Regions from separate parts of the Homo sapiens genome. Here region 1 is linked to region 2. Evidence: chromatin loops called from intact Hi-C (ENCODE). Cell type or tissue: Caco-2. All regions are shown on one strand. Links, peaks and the distances in the headings refer to the core of each region. The heading gives the core; the rest is flanking DNA.

Region 1 (5,380 bases), core at 84-5,083, 57 kb after region 2:
GCTCACTGCAACCTCCGCCTCCTGGGTTCAAGTGATTCTTCTGCCTTAGCCTCCTGCGTAGCTGGGATTACAGGTGCCTGCCACCACACCAGGCTAATTTTTCGTATTTTTAGTAGAGACGGGGTTTCACCACGTTGGTCAGGCTGGTCTCGAACGCCTGACCTAGTGATCCGTCTGCCTCAGCCTCCCAAAGTGCTGGGATTACAGGAGTGAGCCACTGTGCTCGGCCAGCCTTTACAAATGGAGGGAGATTTCTTTTAGAATGACTAGCTGGGAGGAACTATTGGTAGAGATGCACATGAGTTTTGTTTGTTTGTTTATTTGTTTGAGATGGAGTCTCACTCTGTCACCAGGGCTAGAGTGCAGTGGCACGATCTCAGCTCACTGCAACCTCCACCTCCCAGGTTCCAGTGATTATCCTGCCTCAGTCTCCTGATTAGCTGGGATTATAGGCACCTGCCACTGTGCCTGGCTAATTTCTTATATTTTTAGTAGAAACGGGTTTCATCATTTTGGCCAGGCTGGTCTCAAACTCCTGACCTCGTGATTCGCCCTCCTTGGCCTCCCAAAGTGCTGGGATTACAGGCTTGAGCCACTGCGCCCGGCCTACACATGAGTTTTTTAGGTAAGGATCGTCTTCATGTTAAACTCTTCTCCATGGCCTATATTTTTGTCACTGATGTAAGGAAGAGAGATCATTGGCTAAAATTAAGTTAGCAGATATTGAAATGTTTAATCCTCACAATGATTGCTTGGTGAAAAGAGTATTTAAATTTTGGAACAGCTGTTGTTAGAAAATGGGAGAGAACTGTCTTGAGAGAAACAGAAAGATTGCTATAGTATATTGAGAATCGAGCTAAAGTTGGAGTTGGGATTTGTAGTTGCACCAGTTTACAGGATTGATTGTTTTTATTTCTAATAAATTTTGTAAGGGAAAATATTAATCCAGGCCTAGAGTTATTTTGGAATGGATATAGCAGAATGAAAAGAATACAGAGGAGTTATAAAAATATAGTTAGGTGAGTGGTTCAAATGATAGACTTTTTAAAAAAATTTTTGGATGAATGGTAATAAAAATAAAGGCAAGAGAAGGCTATTAGGAATATTATTACAGAAGGATCAAGAGACAAGAGGTCTTGAGGGGCTTGAAGACAGTAATAATTAATCAAATAGAACTGGAAGGTTTAGAGATAGCCATGTGACATATTAGAGTATAAATGATTCAGAGATATGGCCCATTCCTAGACAGCTTGAAAGTTGATGAAATAGTTATTTATAGTTCAATTACATGTGAGCTGAGGTTGGGGTGATATGGGAGGCCTGGTGGTATTAATAGTAACTATGTCTGTAATGCCTATTATAACTAGTATTTTGGTTACAACTAAAAGTGAAGTGGGCTGGGGAGGTGGGGGCATCTATGATTTATATCATGTGACTTTATAAAGTGTATTGTGTTTTCCCATTTAAGTTCATACTAATAGGTACAAAAGGCATACTGAAGCTAGCTTGAATTCAAAGAAATGGAATTCTTTTATTAAAGAGTCTCAAATTATTAGGAGATACATAGGAGATGGCTTGATTTTCCCAGTTCCTACTTTTGAGTGTGGTATGTCAAATCTCTCTCTCTCTCTCTAAGTAGTGGCTACTTTGAAAATATATTGGCCTACTCTGCCCCTGCAGATTCCTGCCTCTCAAAGAAATCTCAATATTATATCCCCTTCCCAATCTTGGGGGAAATACTGTAAGTCTCTCTCTACTCCTGCTGCTTCCATCTCCTCTCCATGCTGAGATGACTCCTAGGACATATAATTTTGGGGAAGAAGGAATGAGATGCTAACACTGACATGGTTTTTTTCTTGCTAACTCATCTAGCTTCACAGTGAGTGACTCAACTGCAGTGTTTGTGGGGGTATTTATTATAGGCCAAGAGGGCAGAATGCCCATGTCTAATCTAATATTTGACCTGGGGATAATATCTGGGCCTCTTCAACAACCACCTGGGGTGAGGCCTGAGGTCATGCCTGGTGATACATAAACCTGCTAGTGTTTTTGTTCTTGTTTCTGATTGTTATGCCAATTGACCTAACTTCTGGATCACCTTTCATACTTTGTAGTTTTATTTTTTTTATTTTTGAGACAGAGTCTCACTCTTACCCAGGCTGGAGTGCAGTGGCATGATCTCAGGTCATTGGAACTTCTGCCTCCCGGGTTCAAGTGATTCTCCTGCCTGAGCCTCCCGAGTAGCTGGGATTACAGGTGCCCTCCACCACACCTGGCTAATTTTTTTTTTTTTGTATTTTTAGTAGAGACAGGGTTTCACCATGTTGGCCAGGCTGGTCTCGAACTCCTCACCTCAAGTGATCTGCCTGCCTCAGCCTCCCAAAGTGCTGGGGTTACAGGTGTGAGCCACCGCACTGGCCAACCTTGTGGTTTATGTTGAAGTTGTCTGCTTATGTGACACCTGCTATCCCACAGCCCTTGATGTCCAATTTAAACAGGCACCTGCTTGACTCTCTAGTCAGCTCATCACGTGCCATATTACCAGCTCCTAGAGCATACTGTATAGTCTGTATAATTTGTTTTAGAATATTCTAAATGTCTCTTTTCAGTAATTTTTTTTTTTTTTTTTTGCCAGTGAACAGCCCTTCCTTGCTAACAAAAACAAACAGTTAAGCGATGGCTTTGATGCACTGAGGTAGGTTCTGACTAGGGCTCTCCTGCAGCTTAGCTCTGATGCCATCTTGTGGTCAAATGGGTATCTACACAGGGAGCCTTTTATTCTGGTTTTGGCTGTTGCCCACTACCATGCTAAGATCAAAGGCAGATTTGCTCTGTTTTTGTTTGTTTGTTTGTTTACGTTTTTCTTTTGCTGTGGATTTGTATTTTGTTTCCCTCATTGGGGGAGGGGAAAACTCAGAGTTCAATGCCCTCTACACTGACCAGTGGGTTGAAGGGAAGCTCTTTCCTTGCACCTCAGGGACAATTTCACCCACATTTCCCACAGCTATTTCCAGCTCAGCATTTTCAGAATAGAACTCTTTATCATTGTTCCCGCCTCACCCCCTTCCTTCCGCCAGTGAATCTCATTCTTAAATTCTGTCATCTTCTACACTTTATCTCAGTGAAAGGCTGTTTATCCATTGCTAAGTAAGAGGCCCAAGAGCCAATCGGGACTGTTTCCCCCCTATTCCCTCATTCACCTATTCTGCCTCCCAATAGCTGCTAATTTTTTGTCCATTTCCTCCATTCCTTCACCACAGTCTGAATCATGGCCTTCAATATTTCTCACTGAAACCATTGCAGTTGTTTGTCTCTGTCATGTCTTTATGTCTTCCATCTTCTAGCCTTGCCTACATTTTCCTTCATTTTTATTCCAGCATTGATTGAAACTGAAACTTGAAATCCTTCAGTGCCTCTGCAGAGCCTACGGTGTAAACTCCAAGATCCTTGATATGAGTTACAAGATGCTCTTTTGAGTTGGCATTTGTCTCTTCTGGGCCTACTCTCCATTCACTCCCCACCTCACATGTAACACCTAGTAGCACTTAGTTCCTGGAACACAATTAACTGCTTCATGCCTATGGGCATTTGTTCATGCTTTTCCCTTTTGATTAGAAATAAACCTCTGTAGGCCTTTCTCTTGGGCTTGTTCAGGTGGTCCAGTAGAAGCATCCTGCAAAATTGCCAGAGGGTATGTGACTTTGTGGGCCTATAAGAAACAGATGGATCTGGCCGGGCACAGTGGCTCACGCCTGTAATCCCAGCACTTTGGGAGACTGAGGTGGGCAGATCACCTGAGGTCAGGAGTTCAAGATCAGCCTGGGCAAAACGGTGAAACCCCATCTCTACTAAAAATACAAAATTAGCTGGGCGTGGTGGCATATGCCTGTAATCCCAGCTACTCGGGAGGCTGAGGCAGGAGAATTGCTTGAACCTGGGAGGCACAGGATGTGGTGAGCCGAGATCATGCCATTGCACTCCAGCCTGGACAACGAGCAAATCTCCATCTCAAAAAAAAAAAAAAAAGAAAAAAGAAAAAAAGAAACAGATGGATCACTCAAAGGGGAAATTGCAAAGAGCAATGAAAGGATTCCTTGAAAAGAGTTTAATGAGGGAAACATTACTAAACCTTCACAAACAGGAACAATCAAGAGGTGGTAAACACTCCAGGACTAAAAACAGCTGAAAGCCATTACCTCTCCTAGGCCTAACAGTATACTGGAACTTGGAATGATCTGTAGTTGTGTGTGAGAGGGCGTCCAACAGTTGCTGTATCTGAAAGTAGAGAAGTGCAGTCACTGCCAAAAATTGCAAGGGAAGGGGAGAAAGAGAATAAAAGCTCAACCCATCTCTCCTTTTACCCTGCAATCTTATGCTGGTGGCTCTCATTGGCTGAGTCCAAATGCAAGCCAGAGGCTAAGGGAGCCTAGCTGATACAGTCCACAGAAGTCAATTTCTCAGAGCCAGGGAGAGAATGGCAGAGAAAGGACCAGGAGAGGCAAACAGAGTATAAATCTGTTAACTGGTGTTCTGTGAGACAAACTGGGGAAGAGGGTTAGGGGTGTCACCTTTTAGTATAAAGACTTTCAATTAATCACCTCTTAATTAATCAGCTGCAAAAGGTGTCCCCAAATTTTGGGCTAAGGAAAGAGGACTGAGAAATGATTTTTTTTTTTTTAAATACAGACTTTCAACCATTTCTTCTGTTTTAAGCTCAACTCTACACTTTGCCTTCAGATGTATCTGGAGCCTCCAATTCCTGAAACTTTCTGGGATTTGCAAAACAAATCAGCTTATTTATTAGCTTACTTGCTCCTAAAAGTGAGATCTATGATATCTCTTTTCGATTAGGTCAGTTTTCACAAAAATATTTCATTAGAGACACATTTACTATCATGGTCAGGAAACAAATATACGCTCTGCTTTAGAGGGAGACTCAACTTTTTATCTTCTAAGATTGTTTTCCATACAAACATCCTTGAAAAGATAGTCTGGAACAAAAGCTGTCAGTGCCTCTTCATGAGACATACAGAAACACAAAAGATCACTGGAGAATTGTCTCTCAACATTATGGAGGAGAGACACAGTCAACTCATGGACTGGCCCTTTTTAAAAAGAAGAATAGCATTCTAAATTTCTAGTTGATGGAGATACCATATCCCTGACTTCAGAAACAGATAGTGAAGTATGCATTATTTTCTAACTCCTTTTCAGGCAATCTGTGTTTCATGAAGCAGAGTGTAAGTGCTTTTCACAGAAAAATTCCATCTGTCTTATACTAAGTATTGTTTATCCCAGATCCAGCATTGAAATATCTATTAGTCTTAGTTTTTGGTCTTGATGTGAGTTTTCACCTTTTTTAGTGGCTTCAAGGGTGTTT
Region 2 (5,380 bases), core at 256-5,255:
TCCTTCCTCCAGCTACCTTAGTTCTCCCTAAGGATCACCAATGTTTTGGTTTCTTATGCATCCTTTTATAAAGACTTAATCTAATAAAAGCAATTATACACACACACACACACACAAGTATATACATATATGCATACATACATATAGCTTCTATTTACACAAACAGTAGTATATTATTCACTGCATCTACCTTTGTTTCATTTAATATATCTTAGGCATTTTATCATAATAGCAATAAAAAATATCTTCATTAATTTCTTTTTTTTTTGAGACAGGATCTCACTCTGTTGCCCAGGATGGAGTGCAATTGTTGCAATCACAGCTCACTGCAGCCTACACCTCTGGGACTCAAGCAATCCTTCTACATCAGCCTCCCTAGTAGCTAGGGCCACAGGCTTGCCCCACTGCATCCTGCTAACATTTTTGGGTTTTTTTTGTAGAAATGGGGTCTTCCTATGTTGCCCATGCTGGTCTTGAACTCCTGGGCTCAAGTGATCCTCCCAAAGTGCTGGGATTACAGGCTTCAGCCACTGTGCCTGGCTCTTCATTAATTTCTATGACTATATAATGGACCAGAGTTCATTTAATTAGTCCCTACTGATAGATTTTTGAGGTACTGCCATTTAAACAATGCTACAATGAATAAGCTGTACATTCACAATTCTATAAGTAAAATTCCTAAGTCAAAGGGCATGTGCATTTATAATTTTGATACTTACAAATTGTTGCTGCAAAGATCGCACTACTTTACCTTCTCACTAGCAATGCACAAAAATTAACAATGCATTCCTTGTTAGTTTGTAGGAATGCTGTATATATTACGGAAATTAGCCTTTTGCCTGTGACAAGTTGCATATATTCTTTTCTCAGGTTGTCTTTTGTTTGTAGTGGTTGGTACCAGGTAAAATTTGTTAAACATTTTTACACAGTTGACTTTATTCATCTTTTCATTAATGGCTTGTAGGTTTTATAGTATAGTTAGAAAGACCATCACTAATCTGGTATTATAAAATAATTCTCCAAGGTTTCTTTAGTTTTTTTTTTTTAAAGTTTTTTACAAGTAAAACCTTGATCCATTTCGAATTGATCCAGAAGTAAATGTGGGTTATATCACAATGCTGTTTATTGAATAGCACCCCGATTTGATGAACTTGTCCATCCTTAACTTCTAGAAACTACACATTCTTGATTTTTTAAATAATGCCTCTTCCCATTACTGGCATCTATGGTCCTCATGAAATGTTTAAATGTTCCTCACTACTCTGATGCAGAGAATTAACATATCATATGCATGAATATTTACCTATTTATAGAACCTAGCATGCCAGGACTGACATGCTGACATTGAGGAGTTTTTACCAATGGAAAGATAACTGATGATGGAGTTGTTGGATTTTTGTCCATATTTGGCAGAATATCATCATCATCTTCACTGTCCTGGAAACTTGGCAACTAGAAAACAAGTATTTATTATCAGCAGGCACCCCATAAAAGGTATTTTCTCATTATCACAAAATAGTTTTGGAGGACTGATAAGTTGGTTCTTCTTGTAACTTTCCAAGTTAGATAATTAAAAACAGTAGTACGTAGAGGAGTAGAGGCTAGAGGAACTCCATTTTAGATGCTAATTCACCATGCTGACTTCTGATTAAACCTGGATCTGGAAATGCCTCTAAGATTTCTACCTCCATATACTTACTGGAAATCTTGTCCTTAGGTCAAAACAACCTTGGTGTTATCGTAAACACATACTTACCATAAATACAGCCCTTAGGCAAATTCCCTATGGTATATAAACCCTGGGTCTGGGGGGATAACAGTGCCCAAATCCACCATCTTGAGGCCACCCAAGAGATGGCTTCTGCTCAAAAGTCTCTATTAAATGTTTCTGAGAAACTGGATTTGTCACCCTCTTTATTCAGCCTGTAACCGAGTAGCGTGGCTTCAAACCATGTTTTAAAACTTTTTTCTTTCTTTCTCCCCAATTTTAAGATATAACTTTGAGATAAACTACATGTGTTTCCATTCATCTTGAAATACAGCCTCAAAATGTGAACCTCCGTTTCTTTACCCATTCTATGCTCCCATGCCTTATGCACATGTTTTTACCTAGACGCTTTTTAAGTGCACACCATGCTCATTTATCTGGTCATGTATTTCCTTAGAAGCTTCAGGGGCCGGATCCTGGCATAAACTGGATACCTCCAGAATTCTCTCCCCAGTCAAGGCCAAAACTCACTCCCATCTAGAAATTTACTGCAAGATTTACTACAATTAATTTGTAACCTGGTTGAGCCCAGGATGGTGCTGGCCCCTTCACCAAATGGAATAATATTTCAAGATAAGCTGTTGGAGCAGATTGAGCCACCTAACACCTCCTAACCCCCTCCTCTCCTGCATTCCAAATCATTCTCTCTTTAAAAACTCCTATGTTCACTCCACAAATTGAAGACTGGAATTTCTGGAATTTCACCCACACTTCCCTTTGCTGGCACAGATAATAAAACTCTATCACACCTTGCTCTTGTTATATTGGCTTCTTTTTACAAGCGGCAAGTAGTTGGACCCCTATTGCTGGTTACAATTTTTGGTGGCCCATACAGGGAGCCCTGTGTATTCACAGGAGGCTCCAGACACACCTATCTGATCTTCTGTTGGATAGGGCCATGGAGCCACCTGTGAGTGCCAGCTGCTCATGGCTAGCTGACCCTGTAGTAAGAACATTAGGGGAGCTTCCAGCAATAGCCAAGGTGCCTTTGTCTTGCAGAACCTCCTTTTCTATTTCTGTCACAGCATCTGCTGCTTCCAAAGCTTCACTGATACAAAGAGAATGTGACATTTTGAAGAAGTCGACAAATGTTGGAACCAGGTGAGCTGCTGATGTGCACCCAGCCTCCCTCTGCCTCTTTTAGGGTGTTGCTGGGGCTCTGCTCTGTTTAGACTTAGCTGTTGGTGTCACCATTTGGCCATTTTTTTGCATTTGTATTTGTGGCACCCTCAGGGCTTTGCTCACATTGGACTGTCCCCTGGGGAGGGCCGTTTGAAACTGAGGCAAGGAGTTTGGAACTCTACCCAGCCCTCTTAACTGGGGATTTGTTTGGAGGCAGTGCACCATTTGTTTGCAGTGTAGGTGTGTAACCTTAATGTGTGTATGGGCCCTAATCTCTCTCTCTCTTCCTCCATCTTTTCTATTCCTCCCAGCTCCATCCCACTGACTAAATTGGAAACAAGCCATCTACAGCCTAAACTCCCCTGGGCCATAAACACCGTTAGCTTCCTCCAGCTGGAAATAGCTAACCTTGACTGGTGACTTGCAGAAGTGGGAATGTTACAGCAGGTTAACTAGTCAGGGATAAGCAAGGAATGAGAGGGCCTCCCCACCCCCCACCAGGAATGTTGTTAGGCGACCATCCTGTGATGGTCAGGTGGTTGTTAACTGTGTCTCTAAAATAATACTTAATCGCAGCCAGCACCAGGGAAAAGCAATCTCTCAATAAACAGAAACACCTAAAATTGGTGATCAGCAGCTTCCTCATAAGATCTCAGAAACTGGGCAAGTGGGCTCAAGCATGTGCATTAAGAGGAAAAATGGAGGAGTTTAACTGGTATATGACCTCCTAAGGACATCCGACTGGTAAGGGAGAAAGCCTCAAGTGAGCCTGTGTATAAATCCAGTAAACACACTGTAACTTGCTCCCCTCCCAAGTGCTAGCACGCCACTGGGCATGCAGACAGCCCGCCCCAAGGTTAGAATCCGGGGAGAAGGAACACAAGACCCCCAGAAGCATGCCAACATATAAAACCCCAAGTCACAAAGTTAAACCATGCTTCAAGTCACCTGCTTGGCCCTCTTCTGAGAGTACTTTCTTTCCTTTGCTTCCTGCTTTAAAGTGTTTTAATAAACTTTCATTCCTGCACTAAAACTTGCCTCAGTTTCTCCTTCTGCCTTATGTTTCCTTGGTCAAATTCTCTTTTTAAAAAATTTTTATAAGTATTATTTAACAAAAAATGGAGACGGAGTCTCCCTATATTGCCCAGGCTGGTCTTAAGCTCCTAGGCTCAAGGGATCCTCCTACCTCGGCCTCCCAAAGTGCTGGGACTACAGGCATAAGCCAGCACACCCGGCCAGAATTGTTTCTTCTGAGGAGGTAAGAATTGTGGTTTCTGCAGACCCGTATGGATTTGCTGCCAGTAACAGGAGGGATTCATCCTACACTGTATAGGTCTAAGGTGCTGAGGCTCTCCCTGACAGAAGATAAACAAGAATGATGGGGGTCTGCAGGTTGCACAGGTTTAGGCTATGTCTGTTAGAAATTTTAAGGTCAAGGAACAAGGACAAGGACAGAGCCTTAGCCTTTAAAAGACTTAATTTCTCTTGTGTAAAACAGAGATAATAACACCTATTTCTGAAGGTTATGTAGACCAGAGGTCAGCAAATGTTTTCTGTAAATAATCAGATAGGGAATATTTTAGGTTTTGTGGTCCAGTCTCTGTCCTAACTACTCAACTCTGCACCGTAGCATGAAAGTAGCCATAGACAATATACAAACAAATCTGACCCTTCGTATCAACAGAACAAAACAAAACTCTAATTCACTTACTATTATGCTTAGCCGTTAGTAGGAACCCAAGCAGTGTTAACCATTGTGGGGAAAAGAAAGAGAGATCAGACTGTTACTGTGTCTATGCAGAGAGAAGTAGACATAAGAGATTTCATTTTGTTCTGTACTAAAAAATTCTTCTGCCTTGAGATGCTGTTAATCTGTAACCTTAGCCCCAATCCTGTGCTCACAGAGACATGTGCTGTGTTGACTCAAGGTTTAATGGATTTAGGGCTATGCAGAATGTGCTTTGCTAAAAAAGTGCTTGAAGGCAGTATGCTTGTTAAAAGTCATCACCATTCTCTAATCTCAAGTACCCAGGGACACAATACACTGCAGAAGGCCACAGGGACCTCTGCCTAGGAAAACCAGGTATTGTCCAAGGTTTCTCCCCATGTGATAGCCTGAGATATGGCCTCGTGGGAAGGGAAAGACCTTACTGTCCCCCAGCCCCACACCCATAAAGGGTCTGTTTTGAGGAGAATTAGTAAAATAGGAAGTCCTCTTTGCAGTTGAGATAAGAGGAAGGTATCTGTCTCCTGCTCGTCCCTGGGCAATAGAATATCTCAGTGTAAAACCCGACTGTATGTTCTATTTACTGAGATAGGAGAAAACCGCCTTAAGGCTGGAGGTGAGACATGCTAGTGGCAATACTGCTCTTTAATGCACTATATGTGCACATCAAGGCACAGCACCTTTTCTTAACCTTGTTTATGACACAGAGACCTTTGTTTACATGTTTTCCTGCTGACCCTCTCCCCACTATTACCCTACTGTCC

What was found. Hi-C counts contacts between places; a loop is a spot of excess contacts. Peaks named below come from ENCODE experiments on the same cell type or tissue, not always from the same donor. Only the 100,000 strongest peaks of a DNase experiment are listed, where the experiment ranks them.
Region 1: it touches region 2 in a loop (4-fold over the local background); 3 of 110 quality-filtered maps call a loop at or near these places.

Annotation. Positions count from the first base shown.
Region 1 is chr14:45,265,994-45,271,373 of GRCh38, forward strand. It overlaps LOC107984674 (a long non-coding RNA gene), which reads left to right. Exons shown (of 4, transcript XR_001750746.2): 3 at 2,636-2,695; 4 at 3,378-3,716. Among named protein-coding and RNA genes, the nearest start is that of MIS18BP1, 15 kb to the left of the region's middle. In Caco-2, for the core only: a CTCF peak has its summit at 2,753 (motif pointing left); a DNase peak (open chromatin) is centred at 2,728.
Region 2 is chr14:45,209,077-45,214,456 of GRCh38, forward strand. It overlaps MIS18BP1 (MIS18 binding protein 1), which reads right to left. Exons shown (of 17, transcript NM_018353.5): 14 at 1,304-1,452. Among named protein-coding and RNA genes, the nearest start is that of MIS18BP1, 41 kb to the right of the region's middle. In Caco-2, for the core only: no CTCF peak of the experiment used is centred there; DNase peaks (open chromatin) are centred at 3,375 and 4,865.